2 separate regions of the Homo sapiens genome follow, and region 1 is linked to region 2. The links are chromatin loops, found by intact Hi-C in ENCODE. Cell type or tissue: dorsolateral prefrontal cortex. All regions are shown on one strand. Links, peaks and the distances in the headings refer to the core of each region. The heading gives the core; the rest is flanking DNA.

Evidence for each region. Peaks named below come from ENCODE experiments on the same cell type or tissue, not always from the same donor. Only the 100,000 strongest peaks of a DNase experiment are listed, where the experiment ranks them.
Region 1: a loop joins it to region 2, with 4 times the contacts of the local background. A loop is called at or near these places in 73 of 110 quality-filtered maps.

What each region holds. Positions count from the first base shown.
Region 1 is chr12:2,037,880-2,053,318 of GRCh38, reverse strand. It overlaps CACNA1C-IT2 (CACNA1C intronic transcript 2), which reads right to left and starts at 4,967. Exons shown (of 2, transcript NR_046768.1): 1 at 4,709-4,967; 2 at 3,856-4,185. CACNA1C (calcium voltage-gated channel subunit alpha1 C) reads right to left here and starts at 332. Exons shown (of 47, transcript NM_000719.7): 1 at 1-332. RefSeq lists an enhancer at 3,234-3,735. In dorsolateral prefrontal cortex, for the core only: a CTCF peak has its summit at 1,255 (motif pointing left); a DNase peak (open chromatin) is centred at 1,257; H3K4me3 peaks cover 478 bases; H3K27ac peaks cover 419 bases.
Region 2 is chr12:2,278,834-2,294,272 of GRCh38, reverse strand. All of the region lies in intron 3 of CACNA1C (calcium voltage-gated channel subunit alpha1 C), which reads right to left. CACNA1C-IT3 (CACNA1C intronic transcript 3) reads right to left here. Exons shown (of 3, transcript NR_046769.1): 2 at 6,069-6,254; 3 at 5,528-5,605. Among named protein-coding and RNA genes, the nearest start is that of CACNA1C-IT3, 17 kb to the right of the region's middle. In dorsolateral prefrontal cortex, for the core only: CTCF peaks have their summits at 9,110 and 9,313 (motif pointing right); a DNase peak (open chromatin) is centred at 9,292; H3K27ac peaks cover 3,382 bases.

The sequences.
Region 1 (15,439 bases), core at 1,025-9,024, 240 kb after region 2:
CAGTACATCCGGGCCCCTTCCAAGAACTGAGCACCGCACCTCCGGCGGCTACACCATTTGAAAAAATAAATCGGGAGAGGCAGGGCGAGAAGAGGCGGAGAGGAGGGGCGGGGGGCGCGCGGGGCCCGCCTGGGCCGGCAGGGGCCGAGGCGCCTCTGCCCACTCCCAGCGAGTCCTCCTGAGGCCCCTGCCCGGCTCTCTGCTGTCAAAGGGAGCCGGCAACTCCTGGGCGCGGAGGCAGGAAGAGCCGCCGCCGCCGCTCCGGGCCCGCCGCGCCGCGCCGAGCGCCGCTCTGGCAGGAGCTGTTTCTGCAGAGGCAGCGAGAGGGAGACACCGGGCGCGCGAGAGCGCCGCGCTCACTCCCCCCGGCCCAGCCCCGCCGCGCCCGCGCCCGCCCCTGCCCGCGCCGCCCGCCCGCCCGCCCGGCGCGCCGGAGGCAGACGCGCTGAACGCTTCCAGATGTGGCTGCGGCGGCGCGCAGGGAGCCGGGCGCACGGCGCGGGGCGCACGGCGGCGGACTGGAGCCCGAAGTCGGGCCCCCTCCCGGCGCCCGCGGCAGCGCCGCCCGAGCGAGCCCTCCGCCCGCATGACGTCAAAGGGAGCGGGCCCCGGCCGCCGGCGGGCGAGGGGCGGCGTGAGGAGCCCCCGGGGAGGCCGGGGCGCGCGGCGCACCCGGGCGCCAGCCGCGGTGGCCGCGGTGGCCGCGGCGCGGACACACCCCCTCGCGCCCCGCCGGCGGCGTCGCGCCCCCCGCGCCGGCCTGCAGCCCCCCGCCCGCGTTCTCTCCTCCGCTGCGGCGGCGCGTCCCTGCTGGGCCGGCCACGCCGGGAAGGCCTCTGTGAGCGGAATTCCAAGGAGGAGGAATACAATTTGCCCGACTACCAGAGTCTCGTTTCGGATCGGGCCACTGAACAAAACGGCAAGATGAGCCGTGATTCCGTGATTCTGTTTGATCAATTATAATCAGAGCGGTTGTAGAAGTGACAGATAGAGGAGGGGAGGGGAAGCGGGAGGGGCAGCGAGGCGGAGCCTGGTAGGCGAGGCAGCGGTGCCCAGATGTCTGAACAGATTCCTAGACCCAGGTTTAATAATTCCTTGGAGGCAGCCGAGCACGTGTTCTACTAGGATATCCTTACCTACTTCTCTTAATTATTTCTGCAACTCCGGCAGGAATCTATCCAGCACCTCTCCTTCCCGGAGAAGCAAACACTTCCCTCCATCACTCCCTGCAACCACAGCAAGTTCCACGGCACCCCCTGCAGGACCGGGCTCCCCTCCAGTGGGGCTTCGTGATCCCTTTCAGGGGGGCCTACAACTCCCTCTTGGGGAAAACCTCTACCTGCCTCCACATAAGACCTCCTCGCCTCCACATCCACCCTCATTCCCTGGGTGACCCTAACCATTCCCGTGGCTTTCAGCAGCTGTCTATATCAAATGTCTATCTCCAGCCCAGACCTCTCTCCTGAATTCCAGACTACAGCTGACTCCGTCTGATAGACATTTCAAGCCTAATACATCCAAACACTGGATTCCTGATCTCTTCAAAGCCTGCTCCTCCTCACACAGCCTTCCCCATCGCAGTCGATGACCATCCCATACTTCTAGTTGCTCAGTTCAAAATCCTGGAGTCACTCTTGACTCCTTTCTCTCATCATTCCACGTCTAGTCCATCAGGAGATCCTGTTGACCCTACCTTCAGGTGAATTCAGAACCTGACCACTTCTCATTTCCTGCACTGCCACCACCTGGGGCTGAACCAGCATCCTTCACCCAGGTTTCTCCTGTGGCTGATCCCCCTGGTCTACCTTCCCTCTCCCCTCTGGTATTTTCTCAATACAGCAGTCGGAGTAACCCATTTAAAACATCACATCCCAGCACTCCTCTGCTCAAAACCATCCATGGTTACCCATTTCACTTAGTAAAAGCCATGGTCCTTGTGGTGACCTACAGGAATGGCTGAGTACAAATCCCCTTACATCATCTCCTACTGCTGTCCCCCTCACTCGGGATACACTAGCCTCCTGGCTGGGCCCCAGACACTCCAGGAATGACCCCTCAACACACACGCACATTGTAAGGCCTTTGCTCTAGCTATTCCCACTGCCTGAAACACAAACTCCCTCGGCTTCTTCAAGGCTTTCCGCAAATCTCACCTGTTCAGTGAGGCTCACCAGGACCTCATCCTGATTCAGTACTGACAGACCCCCACAGCGCTCCCTATCTCCCCTTACTCTTACTGAAATCCTGTCTAACATACTATATAGTTTACTTATTCATTAACTTTATTGCTTATTGTCTGTATCCCCCCACTAAAATGTAACCCCCATGAAGGCAGGTGTCTCATCTATTTTGTTCACCAGTGCCTAGAGCAGTATCTGGCAGATAGTAAGTACATAATATGTATTGAATAAATGAGTGAGTGCCTGAGATACTTTCAGGAGTGTTGCAATTCCCCCTATGAAAATGCATCTGTCCGTCCCTTGGTACCTGAAACCTTACCACTCCTGTTTCCTTCCTTTGTCCAGTGGTTCTGGCCCCAGTGTAAAATGCAAGTGCCCCTGGGAGAAGTATTAAGCTGTTTCGGTCATCTTCATTCTAATGTTAATAGCGATCTCAATTTTGTTGGTTACAAGAGAAATCTGGCCTCTTTGCCATTCTGGTGTGTTCATACTCAATTTTCAACTTAATAGAGAAAATTAGAAATGACACAAATTCAAATATTTCGCATTTACTTTAGGATGCATTATAGGCCTGTGTTTCAGAGGCTGCTGTAGCTGATAATTTGTTTAAATGAATAGTAAAATTGGTTTGCATCCCCTTTACACACAAGTGCAGGAATAATAATAATAGCTAACACTACTGAGTGCTCTGTGCCAGGTACTGTGATAGGCCCTTTACAGCCTTTATCTTATTTAATCCTCACTGCGATCCAATAAGCTATGTGTTATCGTCATGATTATCCCCATTTTACAGATATGGAAACTGAGACTTCGAGACTTGAATTACAATGTCCAGGGTCACCCAGCTGAGTAAATGTGGAGCCTGGACTTAGCCCAGGCATATCTGACACCAAACTCAGTCTCTACTATTATCTTACTCATTCTTCTGAGGGGTGAAGTGTGGGTGAGCTGGTGGGGGCAGGGCTGCAGGGAGATGAACAGGGTGAAATGATTGCAAAATATGCTGCAGATAATTCACAAAGAGCCAAGTCACTGGGAACAGAGTGTATGTGTGTTAGGGGGTCACGTGCAGGATTTATAGCCCAGCTTTTCTAAAGGTAGGCACTGTATAAATCTAGCAAGTAAATATTACCTCCACGCTTCTTTAGTTTCATTTTTCACTTCTCTTTTCAGCTGTGAAATGTGTTCTTTCCTTTCCAGAAAAAGGTATTTCCTAAATATTTGGTCTTGCAGTATACGCCCATATCCCAGCTTTTAACTTTGGAACACAGCCCTGGGTGTGCTCTTTCGAGGTAACAAATTCTCAACATGACAAAAGGAGACCATTGTGAATTCCGATTTGGGGATTTGGGAGGTGGTGGGAGCAGAGGAGGGAGTCTGCATTTCTCTGTCATTGAATGATTTGATTCTCCAGCTAAAGAATCTCCCATAGGTCTTCATGTGTGCCCTCTTTCTGCATAGTATTTTGCTTATATTTGCATGAGCCTTTTTCTCTCCTCTTCCTTACTACATTTTAGGTGTCTTCAAGAAGAGAACTGTGTTTATTCTTTGTGCATAACATAATGCCTTGTACATATGGACACTCAATTTGTGTTGAGTGCATGATTCACTCTGGAAAAGATTTTTAAATGTGACCACAGATATTTTCTTTGGAAGCAATTAAGAGTGCACTGAATTTGTTAATTACAGTATATTTGTAAGAGTGAAAACCTGGAAATGAACTAAATATTCAACAAAAATGTTGGTTAAATAATAACACTGAGAGATTATTCTAAGTGCCTCACATACATAAAGTCATTTGCTCCTCCAAACAACCCTGTGAAGGAATTGCTTTTATCCACATTTTACCGGTGAGGAAACCAAAGCACAGAAACGTTTACTCACTTGCCCATGTTTCACAGCCAGTTGATGTTGAAAGACCTGGGATTTGAACCCTAGCAGTCTTCAGAGCCTACGCTCTTAACCACCGCATAGATGAACTAGAGTGCATTCATACAGTTAAATTCTACATAGACATGAACAATATTAAGGAAGAATATTAGTAACGTGGAAAAAGATGATTTACATTAAAAGAAAAACAAGTCACGAAAATATTACAGGCACTATGATTTCATTTTCCTTTTAAAGTCAGGTTTATATTTGAACTAGGGAAAAGACTAAATAGGGTTCACACCAAAATGTTGACAGTATCCTCAATCTGGGGCAGGTGGGGAAAAAAAGTGTTGACAGTAGCTGTCTTTGGGAGGTGGGATTACACGTAAATGTTTCTTCTTCTTCTTCTTCTTCCCTGTCTGGTCCAAGGCTTGAAAAGCCAGGTTGCCAAGCAGGCTCTTCCTCTTCCCTTAGCACACACACACCTCTTGACACAGAGCCCTCCCCCCACTGCCTAGCCAGGGACAACACTGCTAATCAATCTCTTCAGAATAAGTCTCCCATCAAGTCTGCAAGGTGTCCCTTCTATTTCTCTCCCTCTGCCCACCACAACAGCCACTCAGCACTAAATGCTGCCACCCACCTGCAAAAATTACCTGTGCAGTGTTTCCAGCCCAAATGCATTGCATTGTCCTCATTGCAATCCAAGCTGCCTGGTTGAAGTGTCAGCCACTCTGTGTTGGTCGTAGAGAGCTAGGAGCACCAAGATGATGGGTAAATCTTAACAGTGACCTTTTGGGAAGATGTTTCATCCTTAATTTCTAATCCACATAATTGCCTGTATATAAGGGTGGGCATTTCAAACCAGGTAAAGTTGATTAGCAAGCCAGAGTAGGAAGAGTGGAGTCAGAAAGCCCAGCTTAAATGTGCCTTCTGACACCTTACCTTCTTTATCTCCACATAGGGCCACGCACAACCGTTCCTTCTCAAAGGCCAGCGATGGGAACATCAGTGTGGTGGTTTTGCATTAGGTCAACTTCACTAAGCTGGAACCTATTTCCCAGAATTGCCTTCCTTATGTGGTTCTGCGTTAAGGTTGTCCACAACAGGTATTTGTGGAGCCTCTGGAAGGTGGACATGAAGCAGCAGCATGCGCTCATTGTCACCGAATTGCTGGCTCACCCTGATGGTGGAGCCCACAGCTCCTCCAGCTCCTGCTAGATCTCCTCCTTCAGCTACTCTGAGGCCTGGGCAAAGTACGTGTCCAGCTCTGTAGTCAAGATTCCAGCTTTATGTTTCATGGTCGAGATCGGAAGTGGTGAAAGGCAAACAAGGGTTTTATTTGTCCTTGTGGGCTCCACTTTGGCCTCACTCTCTCCCACATCATGTCCTGCTTTCCTCCGGCCTTTTGGCATTACGGCAACTTCACACCCATCCTCAGATGCAGAGGCAGCAGCCTTCTAGAGATTCTTCACCAGCTTCCACAACTGGATAAGGTCTAATCTCTGCAATCAATCCCTTCCTCCACATCACTCACGGTGGTACCACTTCCCTGACCAAAGCTGGCTGATGCAACAGTGTAGTGCTCCCACCTGTGACCAGGTTACTTGTTTAGATATTTTTATGGGTAAATAGTGCCTGGCACATAGTTGCCCTCAATATATATGTTTGTTGAATTCATACTAATTATCATCATTTAATATGCCTGGTGAGTATCAGGTGCTATGATAGGCACTTTAAATACAGCGAAGAGCCTGGTCTTTGGAGACAGGCCAGACACAGAGCCAGGTTCTGCCTGCTATGAGCTATGGGCATGTGGACACCTGGCTTTACCTCTTAACACCCAGTTTTTACAATATGAAGCTAATAATGGTACCTACCTCCATAGGGTGGTTGTGAGAATGAAATGAAATAGTCCAAGTAAAGTGTGTGGGGTGCACAGTGTGCTCATTTAATGTTAGCTGTTATCATCCTTCACCCCTGTGAAAAAGATTTGTTGAGTATCTACTATGTGCCCTGAATTCACCACAGCCCTGCCAAAGAGACTTACCACCATTGTACAGGTGCAAAACAGTAGCTAAGAGGTTAACTTTCTTGCGGAAGATTGCTTTGTCAGCAAATTATAGAATCAGGATTTGAACCCAAGTCTACACAAACCCAGAGGCCGTGCACTGGCCGCTACTGTGGGCAACATTTCAGGCACTAGAACTAGAATGGAGGAGAGAAGAAGGCTTTGGGGGAAATCCCCCAACCCACGGTTCAGAGAGCAAAGCTGAAGAGGGTGCAGAATGGCCTTTCTCCTTCTTTTGGAAGACCCATAATAACGCTGAGGCCTTCACAACTTATGTTAGTATTTAAAAACCTCTGCTGGCAGAGTTCTCCCTTCCATCACATCTCCATCTTTCCTCCTGTCTGTTTATCTAGAAGCCATAGGATGGACCAGATCCCACCTAACCCACTGGGCTGTTATACACTACACTTAGGGAAAACTCTCCTGGCAGCTCAGCCCCAGCGTCCGTCCCAAGGGGAAGCCAGAGTACTCGGAGTGTGAGGAGAATTCAAGCTTATTCTACAGCAGCCTAAGTTGTTAGGATAACAAGGTGTGGTAACATGACTAACATGACTAGCCTTGTGATTTTCAGCAATGCTTAGCCCCCAAAGACAGAACGCAGCGAGGTTATTTATGGCCTGATCCTGGGGACTGGCTCTCCCGGTGGGAGAATTCATCTACCATGTGTGAATTCAAATGATGGCCCTCTACCTCAGCAAGCCAGTGGTGCATGCTAATTATGTAACTATCTTGGACTTCTGTTTGCTCATCTGCAAAATGGGAATGTGTGGCCTCATCTCCTGAGGCTCTTTGGAAAGAGAAGTTGATACCAAGGGAAGCGCTCAGTCACCAAAGCTGTACCTTCATTACTTGTTAAGGCCCTGAGAAAGTTTGTTTCATCTGGGTGACCTGCTGACCCCCAGAAGGAACCACATAGTCAAGGCTCAGACCTATCCACTATTGTGTCCACTTTTTTAGGTGCTCAAAGGCCTTCACAAAGTGCGAGCCGTTCCCACATGTATTCAGTTTTTGCCATAGCAAATTACCACTAGCTGGGTGTTTTAAAACAACAGCAATTTATTCTCTCACAGTTTTGAGGCCAGAAGTTGAAAATCCAGCAGGGTGTGCTGCCTGCAGTGGCTCTCAGGGAGAACCCCTTCTTTGTCCCTTTCCAACTTCTGCTGGCTGGCAGCATTCCTTGACTTGTGGCCACATCACACTGTCTCCATGGTCACCTTGCCTCCTCATCTTCTGGCAGTCAGATCTCCTTCTGCTTGGCTTTTACAAGGACACCTGTCATTGGAATTAGGGCTCCCCAGATAATCCCAGACGATGTCTTCATCTCAAAATTCTTAAGTTAATTACATCTGCAAAGACCCTTTTTCCTGATAAGCTAACACTGACACTCTCTGGGGATTAGGACATGGACTTACATTCTGAGCGGCTGCTATTCAACCCACTGCGCTACCCTAACCTACAGGAATGTTTCTTCACCCATTTTCACTTGAATCTCAAGTCCAACATTTGCTAATTCCTGAAACTTTAGCAACCTCTTTCTCTCACTGAGGCTCAGTTTCTTCACTTATAATACAGAAGTTATTGCCATATGTTAGAGCTTAAGTGAGTGGTGACGAAGGTGCTGCACTATGGAGGATGCTTCTTCCCACAGAACTTGGTCTTACACTTAAACAATCCTTTCAGTCAATCACCCTCGGCTATTTAATTAGAGAAATTGAATGCTTGGAGAGGTTCAGTAACCTGGCCAAGCCAACTCAGCTGGGTAGAAGTGGACCTGGCTTTAAACCCCAAAGACCATTCTGATCCTCAACCTCCCTAACCCCTTTACCTTCTTAACTGTTCCAGGCCAGTTCAAACGTATTCAATGGAGCTAGATAGAAAATGTCTTCTCAAAGGAAGCTGAAAAGTGTTCTTTTCAGTAGGGCTTTCAGAACCTTCCTCTTCTAATTAGCTTTATAAATGTTCTCTCTTCTCTTTTTACCCTTCTGTGAATGCATTCTAAGTTCTCTGTCATTTTCAAAACACGGTCCTAAGAGTAAACACATTTATTTGGCCATCAGAAATCAGCCATCAACCCTCATTCTATTCACAGTCCCCCTACTAATATAACTCTTGGCAAACTCACCTTTCCTTCCATATTTCAGCTGGCATTCAATCTGTAATGTCTTCTCTCTCTGACCCCTGGTTCTTCTCCCTCTCACCCAAGGATGAATAATAAATGACGGCTCAGTTTGTATTTGCATTCTGGATTATTCCTTCCCAAATGGTCACTTTGCTTGCATCTCTCTTAGAATTCCACACATTAATTTCCAGCTTGCTTTCCTACAGTATCAGAAGTCATGCGAGACTAGGGTTATGCAGCCAGGAACATTTCTGGTTCCTAGTCTTACACAGGTCAGGTAACCCTTTCCTTGATATGACATTTGGGACCAGGCCACCTCAATAGACAAAAAGGGATATTTGTTCCCTGAAACCTCTTTTTTAAAGATGATGCACTCTTGTAATTGTAGATTCCAAGGATCTTTTATAGGGATACCCTTGGGTCAACCTGCAGCGGTCCCATCCCTGAAATCTAAAAGAATATAGATAACACTGATAGGAATAATTCCAAATATTTACATTCCTGGAACGGTAAACCTCAATGCCATATAACTAATTAACACTTGGCTAGTTCACTCTAAGTTGTTGATTCGGCCATTTTCCAAGTACCTGGGGGCGGGGAAGTTACAACTAATCACCACCGCCCTGCTAGAGAGGTCATTGCTCCATAATACATCTAGAAATAGGCAAAGTCACGAGGGCAACCAAAGGGATATCTTCTCAGTAGTGACTCTCATGAACTTGCCGAATGACTTCCACTTAGTGGCCAAGTGGAGCCTGGTGGAAACAAGAGCTGGGCAGAGTTGTCAAGTATGGCAGGACACTTCCAGTCATGTATTCGTATGACCCAGCTGAAGTACCTCTGCCAGCTAGATAGGTCTTCCTTCAGTCAAAGTCATACTTGAAGGTAAGTTTCAATCTCCCAAGGTTTACATTTTTGCCTCTTTACATAGCAGATTCAAATTTTCTGCCTTTGTCATGTTCGGTCCTGCTTACATAATGATTTTTTGTGATGAATATAACCCCATTATTTTATTATTAATCACTAACTCTTGGTAATCATTTTTTTAACCAATGACCAATTGACCAATGCCACCCATATCAACTTCTACTATAGTTTAGTTAGCAAGAATATTCTGTTTTTGGCCGGGCGCGGTGGCTCACGCCTGTAATCCCAGCACTTTGGGAGGCCGAGGCGGGTGGATCATGAGGTCAGGAGATCGAGACCATCCTGGCTAACAAGGTGAAACCCCGTCTCTACTAAAAATACAAAAAATTAGCCGGGCGCAATGGCGGGCGCCTGTAGTCCCAGCTACTGGGGAGGCTGAGGCAGGAGAATGGCGTGAACCCGGGAAGCGGAGCTTGCAGTGAGCCGAGATTGCGCCACTGCAGTCCGCAGTCCGGCCTGGGCGACAGAGCGAGACTCTGTCTCAAAAAAAAAAAAAAAAAAAAAAAAGAATATTCTGTTTTCTTCTCCTCTGGGGCACATGGCAGAGTGAGCTTCTCAGCCATTCTGCATTTGGACACAACTATTGGACTAGTCCTGACGAATGAAATGTAAGCAGAAGTGACTGTGTCACCTCCAGGTTGAGGAGATGGAAGACCTGTTTCAATTCTTCTGTCTCTCCCCTCTCCTGCCACATTATCCAGATGGTACAGCTGCAAGATAGAGAAGCATCCATCAACCCTGAGTCCCTGAGTGACTTTGTGAACCAGAACCTCTCACTAGCCCCCTCTGGATATAGTATGATCAAGAAATAGATTTGTATTATATTAAGCTCCAGGAATGTGGAAAATATTACCATAGTATGTTAACTATCTTGACTAACAGGCTGGAATAAATCAACAACCGCATGTGTGTGAACCATGTGTGGTTAGGGATTTGCCAAGTTCTGATGCATTGAATTGACTTCTGTTCCAATCAGCATAATATCAGTCAATGATTCTAATTCATAGGAGGGCAGGCTGTAACCATAATGATCTTGCGATGAAGTAATATTGCAATCATTTATAATTTATGTAGCACATAATAGTTCTATTTGTTCCAGATAAACGGGTGACAGTGTCTATTGCAACTGATTATCCAGATGAAACACCCCAAAACACGTCTTCCTCTTAAAGTACAGGCATATTTCTCAAAGTACAGGCATATTTATGCTTGTATTTATATTGAATAGCTTATGCAAACTATTCTTATGTGGATGAATCAAGAACATGCTAACAATTTCCCAAGTGGCCTTCGAAAGTGATTGGAGTAGTGTAGGACATCTTGAAACTTGTGTACAAGTCATGATTTAATAGAATTCATTTCCAGACCCTCAACTTTCATATGTGCTCAGTCTTCACGTTCACCGGAGGACAACCCGGGGCAGAGCCTGGAGCCCACCTGCCGCTTCTCCTGTCTCTCAAAGGGGCATCCTTATCCTACACTTCAGCAGAGAAGCACACCTGTCATTCACCCTGCATCCTTCCAGGTCCATATCCCTGTGGTGTGAATGCCCCCAGGACACCAAACAAGGAAATCTAGGAAATACTGGTGCCCAGACAAGGAGACATTTGAAATACAGGTGTCTAGAAAGCCTCTTGAATCGGACAACATATCCCTTCGATCATGTAAAATATATTATTTCTGGTACATTTTATATTAAGAATTACCTCGAAAAGCTCATAATGTAAATATGTTGTTTTGCTCAGTTGTACATTAATAGTATCTGTGATGAAAATTCAATCCAAAAGAAGCGTATAACACAAAGCCTTATGTTTATAAAATTTTTAAATTTTAAATTTTAATTTATAAGCCTCTTTTTGTTGCAGAGTAATATGGTAGCGTGATCAGTAAAAGACTTTCCAGCATAAAAATATATCGTATTAGGGTAAAATTTTAAGAAGGAAATGGAATGTAAATATGTATCCAAGGAGAAAAAGAAATGATGAAAAATCTTTGACTGTTAAAAACAGGGCTTTTATATATCTTTGAATACATAATAGAAGGTATCAAATAGCTGCAGTGTTTATATTTTATTGGAAACTTTAAAAGAGTAATGCAACAATTTTATGTTAAACTGTCAAGATTTATAAAGCACCAGAAATTGCATCATTTACAACCATTTAAAATTATCATGAAACTTTTGGGATGTCAACTTGAAAACGCATGATGAGGCACAGACTTTTTCACAACTCTTTTGGGGGGATCTGCAAGCAAAGCACTGTGGAGGCCCTGGGTCAGCACAGGCTGCAGCCCCGTAAGGTCCTGGCTCGGCAGCCCCGGCCACTGAACGTTGGTTCAGGCTGCTGCTCTTCACAGGGAAGGCCAGGGCTACAGACCTTGGCAGATAAGTAAATGTTCATAAAACAAATGAACATCTCTGCTTTCTCATTCTCACTCTGTCTTCTATCCCCAACATGATCTTGAACAAGATGCCTCCCTTCTTGGGGTTTGTAGTCTTCTTGAGATTCTTGGAGAAAGCAAGCAAGGTGTCCTGTGGTCACATTATCCCAGCGGATATCAAGAATACCCTTAGCGGGCCGGGCGCAGTGGCTCATGCCTGTAATCCCAGCACTTTGGGAGGCCGAGGCGGGCAGATCACGAGGTCAGGAGATCGAGACCATCCTGGCGAACATGGTGAAACCCCGTCTCTACTAAAAATACAAAAAATTAGCCGGACGCGGTGGCAAGCGCCTGTAGTCCCAGCTACTCGGGAGGCTGAGGCGGGAGAATGGCATGAACCTGGGAGGCAGAGCTTGCAGTGAGCCAAGACAGCGCCACTGCACTCTGGCCTGGGCGAAACAGCAAGACTCCGTCTCAAAAAAAAAAAAAAAAAAAAAAAAGAATACCCTTAGCATCACTGTGACCCACACACCCCTAAGCAGTCTTTTTCAACCCAGATTGTTTGGATTTTATTCCACAACAGAGTCACTCAATTTTAAGTATGTTTTTAACCCAGAAAGGCCAAACAGAGCAGGCACTAGGACTTCACTGCCTATTTCTACCCTTTCAATGTTTGAGATGGAATTTTTCTCAGCCTCAGAAGAAATACTTTCAGTTCTGGCCTTCAATCAGGATTTATTGGACAGATCTGATTCTGCTGTATTTTCATTTACAGCCTAGAAGACAAAAGTGTCAGGTATTAGAAAGAACTCTGAGTTTAAAGCTTGTATCTATTACCACTTGGCTGTGTAACTTTAGCCAGGTCTCTTAATGTTCTTTGAGTATCAGTTCCCTCAACCATAAACCAAGGAACTTTCAAGGAATGGATTCTGAGTACAAAGTGAAATGTTAGTATGAAAAAGCTTGTCAAGGAAAAGTATAGACATAGCAGGGTACTTATTACCACAAAGATGGAATTTTCTGTCATCTTTGACAATCCATTGAAGCACCCAATAATCTTTCTTGGTCCAACCTGAATATCATTAACCACAATTCCAACCATTTTCTTTTTGTCTTTTATTCCTCTTTGGAAAAAGAGACTAGTTGGTCACCATCTCTTATGTAAGAATTAATTGTCTATTTGAAAAGAGGATGCTTAAAACCAGTTCTTCAGAAGTGAAAGTCAAGGTATTCGACATCTCCACATCACCCAGCCTACCGCTTAGACTTTGATAACAAAATTCTCTCACATTTCTTATAAAAGTCTAATTAAATCTCAACAATTTTATCCATGTAACCATTTTCTGCTTGAAAATTTCCCTTAAAACTCTGAAAGTAAATCCTATAGGGGAGGTAGTTAGATCAGCTACATTATTTGCTGTCACTTCTATGCATTTAGTGAAGGCTCACCAAGATGGATGTTCTGCAGAGAGCAGTTCAATGTTAAAAGAGTTTGGGAAGCACAGAGCTAAGAACATTTCCTATCACACAAAGACCTCATTTAAGCCATCTTTGATAGTTTCTACAATACCCAAATCATGAATGTTAAAAACAGAAACAAACGAACAAAAAAAAAATAGATGGAGTTTTGCTGTCCATCCTCAAAGTCTTAACTCTCTCCCTGCTGAAGTCATGGGTGTGCCACAGCTGGGTAGAAAAGTACCTGGATGGGAAAGCAAGTTGAATGAAGAGGTGATGACTTGAAAGAAAAATCTAGTGCCGTCAGGCTTTCCATGGCATCCAAGTAGATGCATTGGTCTCTGCCATCCTCCATCTCCTCTTTGCATAAATCCTACCCCCATCCCCATCTCCAGAAGCACTCTCTCTACATATATAGGCAGCCAACACTGACATGATGCCCCACAGGAACCCAAGAACTGTAATCCCAGCTCAGGCACAGGGATGCTCACCCCTATGGCCCAATGGTCCAAAATCATCCCTTATTCCTTCTCCCCTCCCACACCCAAACTGCAGACCTCCATCCTTTGCATCTGTGTGCAAACTCCTACTCATCCTTTAAGACTCAGCTCAAGAGTCCCGGGTCAAGTTCTTCTTCCTCTGTGTTCCCATAGAGCCTACCGCTATCTCTATCAAAGCACTAGTTATATTGCTGTAGTTATTTGTTTACCTCCTGTATTCCCAACTAGACTCTCAACATCTCAAGGGCAAGAACGATGTTGTACTTACCTTTGAATTTCCTTTACCAAGAATAGTACTTGGCTCACAGTAAGTGCTTAATAAACATCTGATGAATAAATGAATGATTGCTCTATCTATCCTGTTGGTGGTAGAGAATTAATCCAAAAAATATATTGCTAATGGTGCAATTTCAGGCATATTACAGGCTGGTAAAAGAGAAATTTTGAAACCAAGAGACCTGCCCTACTTCTATCAATCATCTCATAAAAGTATCTACATGAAAGGCTGCTCTTGAGCTGGTAGCTAATGTTCCTGGAAAAACTCCCTGGCAGGTTACCCAGGGAGATTAGTTTAAAGGGAGGTTGTTACACTTGTCCTCTCATCATTGTTTAGTGAGTTACTTAGCCAAAAAGATCCTCTACCAGGGGATTGGAACTCTGCATGAAAGTTTCAGCTCTTATTTGTCTATTAAAAGGCCCATGTTATTTGCAAAGGGCTGTCTGTTGGCCTCATAGACCAATATTCACAGCACCTGTCTTTTGCAATTTCCTACCTATGGACATTGTGTTTACTTATATAACATTTGCAATCCTTGCATTTAACAGTGTCCCATTTGTAACACCTGGATTTATCAATTTCCACTTCCCAGCATCTGTCTTTTACAGGCTTTTTTTTTTGACAAAATTTATGTTAAGGGATTTCACCTGTCAACATACCTGGGCACAGGACAGTCAGGGTGTTGCTGTAATATTGGAGTGAATTGCTAGGAAGTGACTTGCATGGGGAAAAAAACATCAGGTCAAGCAATAAAAAGGAGAAATACCATGTAAGCCAGATTTATTTCTACAATAACTGGAAATTAAAAGGAGAAACAGTTGTCACATGTCAAAGCTGCCCGGCAAAACTAGCACCCTATTAAGCATGGGTTCAGCTATCTCCAGAAATAGTTCCTGAATCATATCTCAACAATTCTCTTCTTTTATGTTTCTTTGACTTATCAAAAACTCTCCTAAAATCCATTCCTTATTTTGAAAACTGGACTCTGTATCTTAAGTGGCCAAACATAGCAAAATAATAAAGATAAGAAAGAAGTATCTGAGAAGCAGCACTAAGAATTCAGTGTCTGTGAGCAATAATGAGGGCTTACTGAGCTGGGAAGTTTTGGGGGTCACCCAAAGCTTGGGGGTCCAGTCTGTTACATAGTCGGATTAAGTAGTCACCCACATAGCATCCTATTAGTGATTATAAAAGTCACCCTATCCCCAGATATCTGCAATCTCTGTCAGAGTGCCACCGTGACTCGAATTCTATGAAAGGAAATATAATCTTTAGGTTAAACAGTGATTCATTAAGTACCCTATTTTAGAGTGCAATATCCATATGAGAAAGAACCCTGCAAATCCTAAGTCACTAACAGCTTCATAGGAATTATTTAATCATGTCTCTTTTCTCCAGTATGTCAGGGACCTGGGCTATGTTGAGTGCACAGTCTTCGTCAGTAGGGTTTTGTCTGGGTGCTTTTGGGAGGGAGTGAAGGGAAATGCAGAGAAAAGGAAGCTTTAATGAGAGAAAAGAATATTGAAAATAGAGTCGGTGGTCCCGAAGAGAAGCCTCACCTGCTTTACAACGTTGCCTAGAACAATACACTCGAAATCCACCAAGAAGGACTCTGTTTTCCAGTGGGCTAGACCAGGGGGCCTCAAACTTAAATGT
Region 2 (15,439 bases), core at 4,328-12,327:
GTCTTCTCGCTGACTCCTGCTCGTCTTTAAGATGAAGCTCAAATACATCCTCCCCGAAACTCTCCCCTTTAAGGCCAGGCAAAAAGCACTTCCTCTGTCCTAAATTATGAATATATACTCTTCATTAATATATTACCAATCGATATTTCATTTTAAATTATATGCCCATCTCCCAGGTGGATGGTAAACACCCCTCATGTCTGGTCAGGGTTGTGTCTCGTCTTCCTTTGAATAACTAGTGCCTGACAGTGGCTGGTGCATATTATTAGAAAGTTAATAAATGATTCAATTAATATATTAGCACAAAAGAAGACTTGCTATTAGAGTTATTACAAGAGTTCTCTGTCACCTTAAGAAAAAAATGATAAATTATAGTGTAAGCACTGGCAGACACTGGAAGCTGCTGTTATCTATTAGTCACTCATCAAACACTTATTGTCTACTATATTCAGGCACTATTTTAGGCCGTGGTAGGGATACAAATAAAAATGATAAGAGTATAATATGGTTTGGAAAATGAAGTACATACATATGAAAAAGAATAAGCCAAAGCAAGATACTCTAAAGGTCAAACTGTGGAAGGCTCTAGACCAGGGATGCCCAATCTTTTGGCTTCCCTGGGCCACATTGGAAGGAGAAGAATTGTCTTGGGCCATACATAAAATACACTAACACTAGTGATAGCTGGTGAGCTAAAAATAAATGCAAGAAAAATCTCATACTGTTTTATGAAAGTTTATGCATTTGTGTTGGGCCACATTCAAAGCCATCCTGGACCACGTGTGGCCAGTGGCCCATGGGATGGACAAGCCTGCTCTAGGTGTTAGAGGCATTCATGGAGTCACAGGGCTGAAAAATATTAATTATAGCAACACCAATTACGCACACTGGACATTTAGTTTATTCCACTCCCTGCATCTTGTCCCAGTCAGATGAGAATTGGCCATATGTATAAAAGCTTATTGTGAACAGGCAAAAAGGCATTTGACATCTATCAGGAAAAACTTGCTTGTGTCTATTCTAGCACACTTATGCTACAGGTTGAGCCCATTTCTTTTGCTTTTGGTCTTCAGAGGAGATTTAAAAGTGTTACCGTTTCCTTGCCAGAGGTTACCTTCTCACCTTCTGCTCCTTTCCCTCTCCTGCCCTCAAGCCTGAAGTGCACCCACTAAGGCCTCAGATTTTACAAGATTCCCCGTGAACAACCAAATAATACACACAAGTGTTTGTGCCTGGGCATATATCAAGGAAGGTATAAATGAGCTGCAGAGGGAAATGGAATTTCCTGGGTTGCCAAGGGGCTTTTAAAACTCATAAATACACCAGAAAAAAAAAAAAAGAAAGGACGCAATTACGGAAAGCTCTCTGGCATGCCCCTTTAACCAGGCATGCAGGCTCCCACCAGCACTCCAGTGTGGGCCTGGTGCCGCAGGGCATGGGAGAAAGGCAGGAAGAGACACTACAGCCACATCCCCACTTGGACCTTCACCCATAGGCTGCCCATTCAGGGAAGAGATTGGCTGAGAACTAGAAGCTCCCCAGGCCGCCTAAAGCTGGCAGCTTTCCTTAGACACACTCAGTCTCTGCCCTGCTCACCCTCTCCACCAACCTCTGCACATCCCTTCAGTCCCTCTAGCCTGCCTGCCAGTGCCGGTACAGTATTTAGTAAACGTCTGTTGATTGGATACATGAAGCTGTAGAGAGGTTTGATAACTTGACCAAGGACATACAGGTGGTAAGTCCTGGAGGTTTCAAACGTGGGCTGTCTGATTCCTGAAACAGTGCTCCTGACCTCTGTACTGCACAATGTGAAAGGGCTGAAAAATGGTACTCAACTGTGTCCTTCTCCAAATACCTCAGAATATCAACAAACGTGCTCTGTTTATACAAAATGGGACACAATAAACGTGCATGGAATTGAACCTTCACCTTGGAGGTCAGAAACTGTGTCTAACTGAACACATGCATGCTTCCTTCTCCAATATTCCACAAGAGGATGGACCTGTCCACTAGGACTCAGCACTTGCTTCACTCACTATTGTACACAGATTTAGCACAGGCTTCTCTTGTCTACTAAACTCTCAACCTCTTAAGGACCAAGGTCATGTTCTATGTTTCTTTGCCTCCCCGGGAGCCAGCACAAGGCCTGGCACTTAGTAGTGCTTCATGGCTGTCTGTCAATTGACTCCACGCTATTTCCAGTCCTAGTGATGTCCTCCTGCTGGTCTCACTGACAGCTCAGCTCAGAGCAGCCTGAGACCTGGGCAGGTCATTAAGCCCAACAGAACAGTGGGAAACTTAAACGACCCTTTCCTACCTTCTCAGTTGGAAAAATGCTTCCAAACAAAATCTCAGAATGAAATGTGGCATGGCTCCCTAATTAGGATCTCTCTCTTCTTCTAGCTGATGGAGGATTTCTGGAAAAGGTCTTCTTCCTGCATGTGAATCACTCTTCCCACGTAGTAAACAGAGGTGACGTTAATGGCAAAAGGACCGATTCCAGTGGGCTGGTTACATTCACCTTTCTTGCTTCGTGGGAGGGACAAACAGCCAATCAAAAGCAGCCTGGATGCTCTACCCAGAACAGGCACTTCCAAACGCTGCCATTTGCAAGTGGCCTCTAGCTCTGCTCCGTCACAGCCAAATCCTGCGCCCTCCACTGCAGGGTACTTCTGTGACGAGTTTCAATAAAACTATATTTACGCTAAACACAAGACCGAACAAAAGCTCCAGACTCTAACATCTTATTTACAAACATCTCAATTTGAAGTAATTAAAACAGTTGCAAAACTACTAGTTACCTTCCTTTCCTCCCTGCCTCTCCTGGTGTCCTGCTCACCAAAGAGCAGTCGAGAAAGAGAGTGTGTAGTTCTAAGAAACCACCAGTAGGTGGTGCAGGCAAATTCTGCGGCGGAGTAGGCCCTTGAGAAGCCAGGGGCCCTTGAGCAAATATCCGTCTGGGTTCCATTTTGATTGTTTTGGCTGGTGGTTTGGGATTTTAAGTCCCCGTCATTAAAAGACTGTTCCATTTCCAAATAACTTTTCTGGCTTAAAAGGAAGGACCTTTTATTGTTTTGTTGTAATAAGGGTTACCATTTAAGTACCTCCCAGGTGCCAGACACGCTAGTAGGTGCTTTACCTACTTTCAATCCAGGCAACAACCCTACGACATATTCACCATCACCTCATATTACAAAGGAGCTAGGACTCAGCAAGTTCTAGTGCCCTGCACACAGAGCTGGAATTGGTAGAACTGGGGATTTGAATCCAGTCTACATAGCTCCAACATCCATGCTGTAAACCCCCTGATATCACTTTGAAGCTGCTGATTCAGACAATACATTTGAGGAAGCCACAGAAGGGCTATTTTAGAGCAGTCCAGACAGCATCCCTAGGTCCCCAAGATCCTGAAATGACTGCCAAGGATACTGGGAATTCCATTCCTGGAACACGTCTCAGATCCCTGGGAGACCTACCTCCCCTCCAGAGGTTACCATTCCACGCTGGTAGGAGTCCTTGACTCCTTTTCTCATCTCTAAGACACAGAGTGGAGCAGCCCTGGAGGCAGCAGGAGGGATTCTGGGTAGAGCAGCCCCGAGTGTATGTCTCTAATAAAGCCAGGTACAAGCTCCTCGGCTCACTGTCCATGGACAGTACAATTAATCACGTTTCCACTGCCACCTTCCCACCCAGCCTCGTGGTCATCTTCCAGAGTCTGCCTGGTTAGGAAAGGAAGTCCTTTGTCACAGATCATTTCTTTCTCCCCAAGAGGGCATTTTTTCTGCCCCCAACCAGCACTAATCCCTCATTCTTATACATATCCTCCAACATATCTGCTCCAAGATTTCTGTTGTGGGACTGCCACCCTGCAGGGCTGCCCAGAGGGAGTCAACACCATTGTCTCTGAAAACACGCCCCTGCCCAGCTGAGCCCAGGGAGGCCCAGAGGACAGTGCCCCAGCACTGCCACTTTCCTGATGCCCTTTATCATACCCTGCCCCCAATCCCCAATTGCCTTGACATCTGTGAAGCAAGGCAGGCGCTGGCCAGGAGGCTCTCTCTGATGCTGGCTCTCCACCTGTCCATGCTTACCACCTGTGGACTCCAGCTCTGCCGGGCCAATTAAAACATTGAATCTTCAGAGCGAGGGCAGTTTGGCCATAAATGCCCAGGAACTTCCCCTGAATCGCTTCATTTTTCCAAAGGGGAGGTAAAGTCAAAGAAATACTAATCTGGGAGTCAGAAAAGCAGAATTCCACCCAAGCTTTATTACTAACTAGCTGTGCGATTTTGGACAGGTTCTTTAACTTCTCTCCTTCAGCATCTGCATGTGTAAAGCAGAAGAATTAGGCCAGGTGATCCTCCAAGTGCAAATATTCAGTGATTCTATGTGACTTGACGCGAATTTCCTCTTATCAGAAGGGTAACTTGAGCTAAGTGAATGTGAACATGTAAATGGCAAAATAGGGAAGCTGTTCTGACCACTTGGGATCCTAAAAAGTCACTTAAGAACTAGGTGTCCCCGGTGTGTACCCATCGGCAGCTTGGATCATTGCCCATATGGCACTGATACACTGATCACGTAACGCCTGGTTTAATCCATGTTCTCCAGTGGCACACAAGTCTCGGTGAGGGCGTCGTGCCTTTATCTCACCCACCGCTGTATCCCCAGTCCCTAGTACCACCAGCACAGTGTAGGCACTCAATAAATATTTGTGGCATGAATGAATTTCCACTGTACAAATCTGATTTCCTGACTATACCGGAGACCAGGCAGCAAGCACACATTTAATAGACTCTGCAGCTCTTCTCTATCTCTTCCCCGTAGATTTCCACAGGAAAATGGGCTTCTGATGGTTCTAAAAGTGAGTTTTGTCCAGCAGGGTTGCCTCTGGAGGTGGCTAGTTTCCCTCCTCCATCCACCCCCTCCCCAGGCAGTGAAGGAAATTCAGGATGACTATTGGGCATAGTGCCTCAAAAGCCACATCCACTCAAAGACACACAATTTGCTGCTGGGCCATGGGCTCTTTTTTCCCACCTGCTCCTTTTTGGCATGTGCCTCGACTCTCATACCCTCCCTCTGTACTGTCTGCACCCCCTGACACTGCAGGAGAGAAGACCCAGCATTTTTCAGGAAGCTTGGCTCCTGCTGGCTCTGCTAACCACCTGAGGGCATATCTTCCCCATATGGGATGCATTTGGTGCATAATTAGTCAAAGGCATCCGATTTCAATGAAGCCCTAGTTCTCCCAGCTTGGTCCACAGTGCACGAGAGAACCCTCTTAACCCGACCGGCAGCCTGACAGCTTGGCATTTCTGTATCTTTAAAGGCAGGCTGAGTTGGAGAACAGACTTTTAATTAAAATTTACCTTCCTATACATGTGTTGCCCCACCATTTACATTGTAATTTTCAGGTCACACATGCATATTAGTGCTACCTTTTGGGTGCTGGCAGTGGCAGCTCTACTGATGAAGGCTACACTGCAGGATCCATTGACTGGGGCTGCCAGAGCCACTGGGTAGCTGGCATCCCGCAGCAGGGTGATTAATCTGTATGTTCTTCCTCATAGCTGTTGTAGATACAAGCATGGGGCGGTGGGTGGTCCTGAGGGAAAACAGACAGAAGGGAGGCACAGACCCACCACGGACACACAATACAAAATGCAAGGGCACCTTCTCAGCCCCGCAGCCAAACTGGGTGGAAAGGGCCACTCCTCAAGACCCTGGAAAAACAGACCCCATCAAGGAACACAAACCCATTAATGGACAAGCTGACTCAGAGGGAAAATGGGGTTGCAAACACCTTTGATGGGGAGAGGCGGAAAAGCACTTCTGGGGTGCAATCAACCTATTTCAGGGCAACTGACCATGCTTTCTAGGTTGCCAAGGCCAGCTGGTTGATTGGTTCCTGAACTGTCCAGGAAGGCAGAATCTGCGCAAGAGCCTCAAACTCCAGAGCAAAGTAAACAGGCCATCATCATGTACTTAGCAAGAAATCCTCACTCCTCAGAGAGAAGCTGGCTGGAGAGGGAGGCCAGGGAGGGTAAATGACAGGCTCTCATACTTACTGCACATTCATGCTCAAGGAGGAGGGGCTGGGGTGTGGGCAGGAAGCTTCAGCTGTGCTTCTCCAAAGGACAAGGAAGAGGAAAACAACTGTATGTCCTTGGGCAGGGCTCGGTTCCCTTTGATGATTCAGTTGTCAGTGGAATTCTTGAGGGTCTTCAACTCTAACTCAGTGCCTAGCACACAGTCTGACCAATGAATAGTTATTGGATGATGCAAAAAAAAAAAAAAATCAATGATCAGAAATCGTTTTCAGCCAGAGCTATATGTTAAAATCACCTGGAGAATGTGAAAAAATTCAGATGCCCAGGCCACATCTTCAGAAATTCTGATTCCTGTTCATAATCGTGATTTCCAAAGTGTGGTCCCAGGCCAGCAGCAGCGAGTCACCTGGGAGCTTGTTAGAAATGCAAATTCTCAAGCTCCATCCTGGAGCCACTGAAACTCGGAAGCTGGAGCCCAGGAATCTGTGTTTACACAAATCCTCCAGGTGATTCTGGTGCCCACTCAAGTTTGAAAATGAAGGGCGTGGAGTAGACTGTAGGATCCTGGCATTGTTTTTTGTTAAATGATCCCAGATGATTCTTATGTGTGGCCAGGGATGAGAATTACTAACTTAAAGAATCACAGGAGCACTCCCGATGGCACATGGTCTGCTTTACCCAGAATCACAGAATTGGAGGGAGCTTCTCATCAGCCAAGACCACATCAAGACCACGCAGGCTGAAACTGCTCTTCGGGCCCTGATCTCCACTGACCCAACCTTCCTAAACAGCCACGGAACACACGAGCAGCCACGTTCATTCTCATTCCCTCATTTCTCTGGAACTGCACCATGTGCAGCACTGCCTCAAGGGACACTGATCGCGTATCCAGCGACACTCCATGAGGCACGGGTCGCAATCACAATCCAGACGAGCAGGAATGACTCAATACTTGCCCGATCCCTCCCCTTGGGAAGGTCATTCCCAGAAACCCTTCCTCTAGAATATTCCTTGGGAAAAATGGAGAGAAGGGGTTAAAAGTACCAGGAGACCATGAAGGAGGAAAAGCCATAATTTGAGAAACCCAGAAGGGGTCCTAACGGTAAAGAGCCCTCTGTCAACTGGGGGCAGGCCCCTGTGGGACCTCCCACCTCTGGGCCCGGGGTAATTGGGACAGTCAGCCAGACAAGGCACACAGCTTCCAAATTTCTTGCATGACCTCTCCACACACACCCTTCACTTTAGATTTTGCCTCCAGAAAACAAGAATAAAAATCTGCTTAAAATTCCTCTGGCGTTCCAATGTGCTTGGGGCACATGAGTAAGGGAGGGCCACTACCAATTTCAGTCCTGAGGCACATTCTTTTGGGACAGTGAAGAAATCCTTTCTCCTGTTATGAGCATTGCTCAGTAAGAAAAAACATAAAAGTTGTAAGCATGAGTTCCCAACGCACATTTCCCACTCTCCAGAGGAGGGCTGCTCATGACAGCCTGAGCCTGGGTCCTGTCATTGTTTCTTGTTTGTCTCCTTCCACTGGCCACAGTGCTCTCGGGGGAGGGACTGCGCCTCCTCCACTCTGCAGCCCCAGCCCTGTGTCCGGCACACCATCCACACTTGATCAACAAGAGCCCCCGAATGAACCTCACAGACCTGTTCTTCAGCCACCCAGAGAAGCCCCGAAGCCAGAACTACTGCAAAGCAGCTGGGTGCTGGGCCATCAGGCCCTGTTACCTGTGACATCTTCCCACAGGGTCCTTACTGTGCAGAGCCTGTAGACACTGGCCCTTCCTATCTGGCTTCCTGCCTAAGGCATATTTTCACCCGCTCGCTCCACTTTCAAGTATTATGTTCTAGGAATACTAGCCACTAAGACATCTTCTCAAATTCCTTATTAAATAGGCCAGAGCCTAGGATAATTAAGGTTCTTGCTTCCTACTCCCTTTTAATGCAAACAACCAAACCTGTTTCCCAGGCCTCAGCAAGCTTTGACATTAACTCTAAATGGAAGGTCAAGCAGGCCAGTCTTGTTTCAAAGCTCTTTGCAAAGAAAAAGGACAACTGAAAACAGAACCGGCCAGGTATAAATGACGAGTATTTAGCTCTTGGTAACTCTGTTCATTCTAATAACTCTGGCAGTCATCCATAATTCACACGAGGCAACATCCCTTTAAACAGCTGAGTGAAGAAAACAGGCGACAGGACTAGGAGACCTTCATTTTTAGTTAGAGTTCATCCCCTGGGAAATGTCCCTGGGCCTCAAACTCCCTGACTATAACATGAGGGCTCGCCTAAACGAAATGGCCTGAAAAGCTGTGCAGTTTGAAGAATCCCTATCTTCAGTGGAAAACGGCTGAACTTTACCATCCATGTGGTATTCCTTGCACATATAACGTAAATTCCTAATAAAACACTCCCTTCCACTGCCGCCCAAAAAGCCGCTGGGTAGGTGCGCACCAGCCTCTCTCGAATGAGCACGTTAGCAACAGGTTGAGAAAAAGAGTAGAAATACCGTCAGATAAGAACATGGGGTTTGGAGACCAGGGAACGGTGGAAGGGAGCCTAGGAACGTCGAAAGTAAGTCTCGTCCATCACTCTGCTTTGAGTGATTCCAGCTCTGCGGCACAGCAGAGTCCTCTCATTGAAAGTCAACCCGTCTGGGATGAGGAGGTGTTTAAGGAGAGTTTAAGAACAGAGCTCCTAAGTTCCAAAAGCTCCTGAGTTGTAGCCGGCACAGGCTATGGGCAAGGAAGGAAGGCTGCCATTTCCTCCACTACCTGGGCTCTCCCTGCAGCCCTACGTCACCTTCACAAGTGGTTCCAGCCAGTGGTATGTTGTTAAATGTTTTAGCAACTGGCTTTTAGGAGAGGGGGAAGGAAAGCTCTGGGTGTAGCATATGCCAGTTTTTGTGGTGTAAATGTTCCCACTACTGCCCATTTCAAGTTATCAATGTGATGACATTGAATGCCCAGTGTAAAGGGTTGAGTTCAGTCAGCAATCATGAGCCCTTCCCACCCGCTTGACCCAAGGAAGAGGAAATTCCTGCTAGGTAACACGCAGGGATGGAATGGAGAGAAACAGAGTGTTTCTACAGAGGGAGCAAGGTGTGAGTGACAGGCTGCCGTCAGCACTTAGCGGCCCGTCCCTCCTCCCAGAGAGCAGGAGAGATGCCAGGCACCACTGGAAGCCAACCCAGGATCTGCAGAACGGCCCTACCCCAGGCCCCGCTCACTGAAGGGCATCGCCCACCAGAGGGCAGGCTGGAGAAATGAAAGGAGACACATGGCCCTGGCCCATTCTGTGGCTACCAGGAAGGTAACAAGGAGGAGGCTTCAGGCTCTAAGGAAAATGAAGTTTGGGGATCACTGGTAGAAGTTAATTATCCTTGCTTCCCCTTGGAGCAGCGGGCATCCCTTCCCTGCAGACTCACACTGGAACAAGGCTGAAATGAGAGCCGCCTGCCTGCAGCTTAGGGGCAGAAGTGTCTCGTCCAACTGCCACTCAGTCAGGAAACTGAACAAAGCAGGACCCCATAGAGTGCACAGGCCGGAATTATGGTAAATTACAAAGCAATGATAATCATTTACATGTGTGCGTGTCTGCCAGTGTATGCCTCACTTTCACAGACCTTTTTTCTTTTTAATTCTGATCCTGGGAGGCAGACAGAACAGTGAGCTCTCTCCCTAAAGAGTTGACAGCATAGAAGCGGGCAGTATGCCCGCCTGGAGGGCTGTTCTGTGCTGCGCCTGGGTCCTGTTCTGCACCCTCCTCCCCCAGCCCCTCACTGTCTCTTCCTTTCAGTGGCTCTTCTCATTCATTCCATCTTGGCAGCAGCCGCTTGTGTAACTAAAACCGCAAGAAACTTTGTTTGGCTTCGAATTCAGAAGAAATTCCAGTAACTCACTTCCCACTACCAAAAAAAAAAAAAAAAATCTAGAGGTCTGTTCTAGAGAATTCAGCTTTTTCCGTGGGTAAAATATTCACAAAAAAATGCTCCCTCTCCCCAGCTTACCCCACTCCCCCGCTGAAGCCCCAACATCTGAAAGACATCGGCCCCTCACTCATGCAGCCCGGCAGAGCCTCAGCACTTCCTGAGGGCCAGGGACGAGCTAGGGGGATGGCGGGTTCCTGTTTCGTGGCTGGAGCCAAGCAAGTTAAGAGTTGTTGAAAGACGTGCTTGGCTGGTCTCTCTCCTCACCCGGGTATACTGCTGTTTTGTTTTCAGTGGACAAGGAAGCCAGGGATGAGATCTCTGAGCATCCAGCTCCCGGATCTTGGAAAAAGGCATAGCCAAGGCCCTCCTTACTCCTCCCCACCAGCCATATCTAATATCTGCTAACATCCTTGCAAGCAGCTTCATGCCTGCATGAATGAAGCACAAGTAGCTGCTGCTAACTCAGGAGGAAGGACTTTACTCTGCATGTCCTAGGCCCTTTCTATTGAAAGTGGGGCCCAGGATTCGGACCAGACGGCAGCATCCTCTGGGAGCTTGTTCCAAATGCATCATCTTGGATCCCCATCCTGGATCTCCCGAATCAGCACTGCATTTTCACAGGATTCCCTGGCACTGTCTTTAGACCATGTGCCAATAAACATTTCAGTGTAATAGACACGTATTGGGTACCTGCTGTGTACCGGGCACTGTGCTGGGTGCTAAGGTGATAAAATTCTGAAAGTGGAATCCCTAATCCAGTGAGTATACAGGACAGACTGGCTCGTGGCAATAATGCCCTGTCCCTGCAGGCTGAGTGTGGATATAGAGTAAGGGGTCCATGGTCTTCCCTCATGGAGGTGAAGGCTCTAATTTGTCCAGCCCAACCTTGTGACTTCAGATGCTTCCATACCCTGCATTTTCAGTAGAATTCTGTGACTGATATTGGTTTGCTACCCAAAGTCTCCCCTGAAAAAGGTAAGATACTTTGTCAGCCTCCCTTGCAGCCAGTTGTAGCTAGTTAATTGGATTGTGTCACTAAGAGTAAGGAGAAGTAGCCTTGCACCTTGCTACTCAAAATGCAGTTTCCAGCCACACTGACACACTCTGGCAGCTTGATCAAAATGTGGAATTTCAGGCTCTACCCAAGATCTACTACATCCAAACCTATATTTTAACAAGATTCCCAGGGGATCCTTGTGTAGATTAAATTCAAGAAGTACTATGCTAGGGACTTCTGGGAAAGCCTCTGTTTTATGTAAAAAAAAAAAAAAGGGCCAGAGTGTTATTGGCTCCACTCCTTCCTGGTTCCACCTGCCTTGAATGGGGGTGTGATGCCTGGAGCCCCATTGACAACCATCTTGCAACCATAAGGAAATCAGCTTGAATATGAAAAGCCAACAGACTTAGTATAAGGAAGTGGAAAGAGAGAAAGAGCCTTGGTTCTCAGTGGCATCTTGAGCTGCTGAACCAATTCAGAGTCCTTAAGTATCCTGTTACTTGAAGTCGAGAACATTCCTAACTTACATGTACTCTCTGTTCTTTAAATGAGCACAGGTCTTGAGGTGGCTGATCAAGCCTGAAGAAAGCTAAAGATTCTGCTGAGACCTGCCGCAGCCAGACTGCAGGTCTCCTTTTCTCTGGCAGGAGGCGGGTGCGCTGTACCTGACCACTCATTCAGCAGGCACAGCTGACTCTGATCCCATGAGCTGTGAGGGAAGGAGTGGTTTTGGTGACCTCCTCCTAAGGTCATTGTCTCAGACAAAGCTTTCCAGGCCTACAGGGGAGCCTGAGTTTTCTTCCGGGTGTTGACTTGGAACTCAGTTTCCATAAAGCTGCTGTTCCTGTCTCACTCCTGTGAGAGGCTCCCTAAGTCTTCCCTATTGAGAGGGAAATCCGGGCGTTCAGCCCTGTCTGCCAAGAGTGTGCTAGGGCTGTCTAGTGCCTTTGGGCTCACAGGACTCTCCTTACTTTGGGGATAGGAAAGAAGAAGAGGGAGGAAGCAGGAGAAATTGGATGTACCCTAATCCAGCCTCTAAAATGTCAAGTCCTGCGAAGTCCCCCAAATTCCAGGAATGTCACCCCCTGTGTTCCCTCCCTCCAGAATCTCCAATCGGTAGTTTGGCTTTGGGAACAGAAGCTCTGGATTGGTTCTGAAATAATAATCATTATAAAATTAGGTAAATCCCCCTAGGTTCTTCTAAAGGAAGGAAGATAAGGAATGAGGGAGGGAAGAAGGCAGGCAAATTATGTATGGCAAAAAAAGAGAAGATTCATAAACACATAGTATAGGAACTATCCAAAATGAAGGACATAGAAAAAAAAGAATTAAATAAAATGAAAGTGCCAGTGATCTGTTCGACAATGTCAAGCAGCCTAATACATGTGTAATTAGAGTTCTCACAGGAATGGGGGGAGAAGCAAAAAAAAAATTATAAATAATAGCCAGAAATTTATCAATTTTAATTTTAAAAATATAAACCCACAGGTTCCAGAAGCTCAAGGAATGCCAAGCACTAGAAACATGAAAAAAGAATTATACCAAGGCACATCATAATCAAATTCCTCAAAGCAGTGATCAAGAGAAAATGTTAGAAGTAGCCAGGGCATAAAGACACATTTAGGTACAGTGGAACAGACAAGAGGGACAGCAGGTTTCTTATTAGAAACAACACAAGCAAGAAGACAGTGGAATCATAGCTTTACAGTCATGGAAGGAAAAACTATCACCTGAGAATTCTATACTAAGTAAAAATATCCTTCGGAAATAAAAGTGAAAAATAAAGACTTCTCTTCAGACATAGAAAAGCTAAAAGATTTTAATCCTAGCAGACTTGCACTGCAAGACATGTTAAAGGAAGTCCTTTAGGCAGAAGGAAAATAATATGAGATAGAAGTGTGGATCTACATAAAGGAATCAAGGGTACCAGAAATGGTACTGACATGGTTAAGTATATATGATTTTCATTGAAAAGATCATTGACTGCCTAAACAAAAATAGTAACAATGTATTGTGAGGTTTAGAACAAATGCACAATTAGCATGTATGGCAGCAACGGCATAAAGGCCAGGAAGGGAGTGATCTAAGTGTGCTATTGTGAAGTTCCCGTACTATATGTGAAGGGGTTTAGTAACAACTGAAGACAAACTGCGATGATTAAGGCCTGTTGTGGGGTGGGGGCGGGGGGAGGGAGAGCATTTGGAGATATACCTCATGTTAAATGACGAGTTACTGGGTGCAGCACACCAACATGGCACATGTATACATATGTAACTAACCTGCACGTTGTGCACATGTACCCTAAAACTTAAAGTATAATAAAAAAAGGATGTATACTATGAGCCCTACAGCAACTGTTAAAATAACAAAACAATGGATTTTAGCTAATAAGTCAACAGAAGAGATGAAACTGAATCCTTAAAAATACTCAGTTAATCCAAAAGGAGGCAGAAAAAGAGGGAAAAGGGAACAAAGCTACATGGGACTAACAGAAAACAACAAGAGGTTAAACCGAAGCACAGCAAGGTATCAAGAGGTTAAACCGAAGCACAGCAAGGTATCAAGAGGTTAAACCGAAGCACAGCAAGGTATCAAGAGGTTAAACCGAAGCACAGCAAGGTATCAAGAGGTTAAACCGAAGCACAGCAAGGTATCAAGAGGTTAAACCGAAGCACAGCAAGGTATCAAGAGGTTAAACCGAAGCACAGCAAGGTATCAAGAGGTTAAACCGAAGCACAGCAAGGTCTCAAGAGGTTAAACCGAAGCACAGCAAAGTATCAAGAGGTTAAACCGAAGCACAGCAAGGTATCAAGAGGTTAAACCGAAGCACAGCAAGGTATCAAGAGGTTAAACCGAAGCACAGCAAGGTATCAAGAGGTCAAACCGAAGCACAGCAAGGTATCAAGAGGTCAAACCGAAGCACAGCAAGGTATCAAGAGGTCAAACCGAAGCACAGCAAGGTATCAAGAGGTCAAACCGAAGCACAGCAAGGTATCAAGAGGTTAAACCGAAGCACAGCAAGGTATCAAGAGGTTAAACCGAAGCACAGCAAGGTCTCAAGAGGTTAAACCGAAGCACAGCAAGGTCTCAAGAGGTTAAACCGAAGCACAGCAAAGTATCAAGAGGTTAAACCGAAGCACAGCAAAGTATCAAGAGGTTAAACCGAAGCACAGCAAGGCATCAACAGCAAATTGGTTGAATATGCCAATTAAGTCAGGCTGAATAAAAGAGCAAGACCCATCTATCTGCTGCTTATGAGAAATCCACTGTAAATATAAAGACACAAATAGGTTAAGAGTAAAGGAACAGAAAAAGATATGCAGCTGTCCCTCAGTAACTGTAGGGGATTGATTCTAGGACACACCTCCTCCTGCCCCACAGATACCCAAATCCTCAGATGCTCATGTCCCTTATATAAAATGGTATGATATTTGCATATAACCTATCCACATCCCTCCATATGCTTTAAATCATCTCTAGATTACTTATAAAAACCAATACAATATAAATGCTATGTAAATAGTTGATACTGTATTTTTCATTTGCATTATTTTTGTTATATTTTTTATTTTTATTTTCCAATATTTTCAATTTGCATGTGCAGAACCTGAGAATACAAAGGACCAACTATACGATACTAACACAGTCAAAAGGACACTGGACTGTCTATATTAATATCAGGCAAAATAAATTTCAGCGCAAAGGCTATCACTAGGGATTAGAAAGGGCTTTTCAAAACAGCAAAGAGGTCAAGTCTTCAAGGGTGCATAACAATCCTAAATGTTCATGCACCTATTAACAGAGCTTTCAAATAAATACATGAAGCAAACACTTTTCTTTGTAGAAATAGGCAAACTGATTTTAAAATTCATATGGAAATGCAGAAGGTCTAGAATAACCAAACAACTATGAAAAATCACAAAGATGAAGGGGTAACTAGCACTATCTGATTTTAAGCCTTATTATTATAAAGCTATAGTAATCAAAGCAGTGTGGTATTGGTGTAAAAATAGACAAATGGATCAATGGAACTGAACAGATGGTCTAGAAATAGACCAACACATATATGGAAAATGACTTCCAACAAAGATGAGAGAGAAAAGATGACACAGACTGAGATAAAATATTTGCAAAGCACATATCTGATTTTAAAAAAAACTTATAGCCAGCCAGAATATATAAAGAAACCTCATAATGCAATAATATGAAAATGACCCAAATATAATGTATGCAAAATATATGAACAGATACTTCACCAAAAAATATACGAGTGGCCAATAACCACAGGAAAGATGTTCAATATTGTTAGTCTTCAGGAAAATGCAAATTTAAAACACAATGAGATACCACTGCATACACATTATAATGACTAAAATTAAAATTAAAAATACTGACCACACCAGGTGTTGGTGAGGATGTAGAAGAACCAAAACTCTCATACACTGCTGATGGCAGCACAAA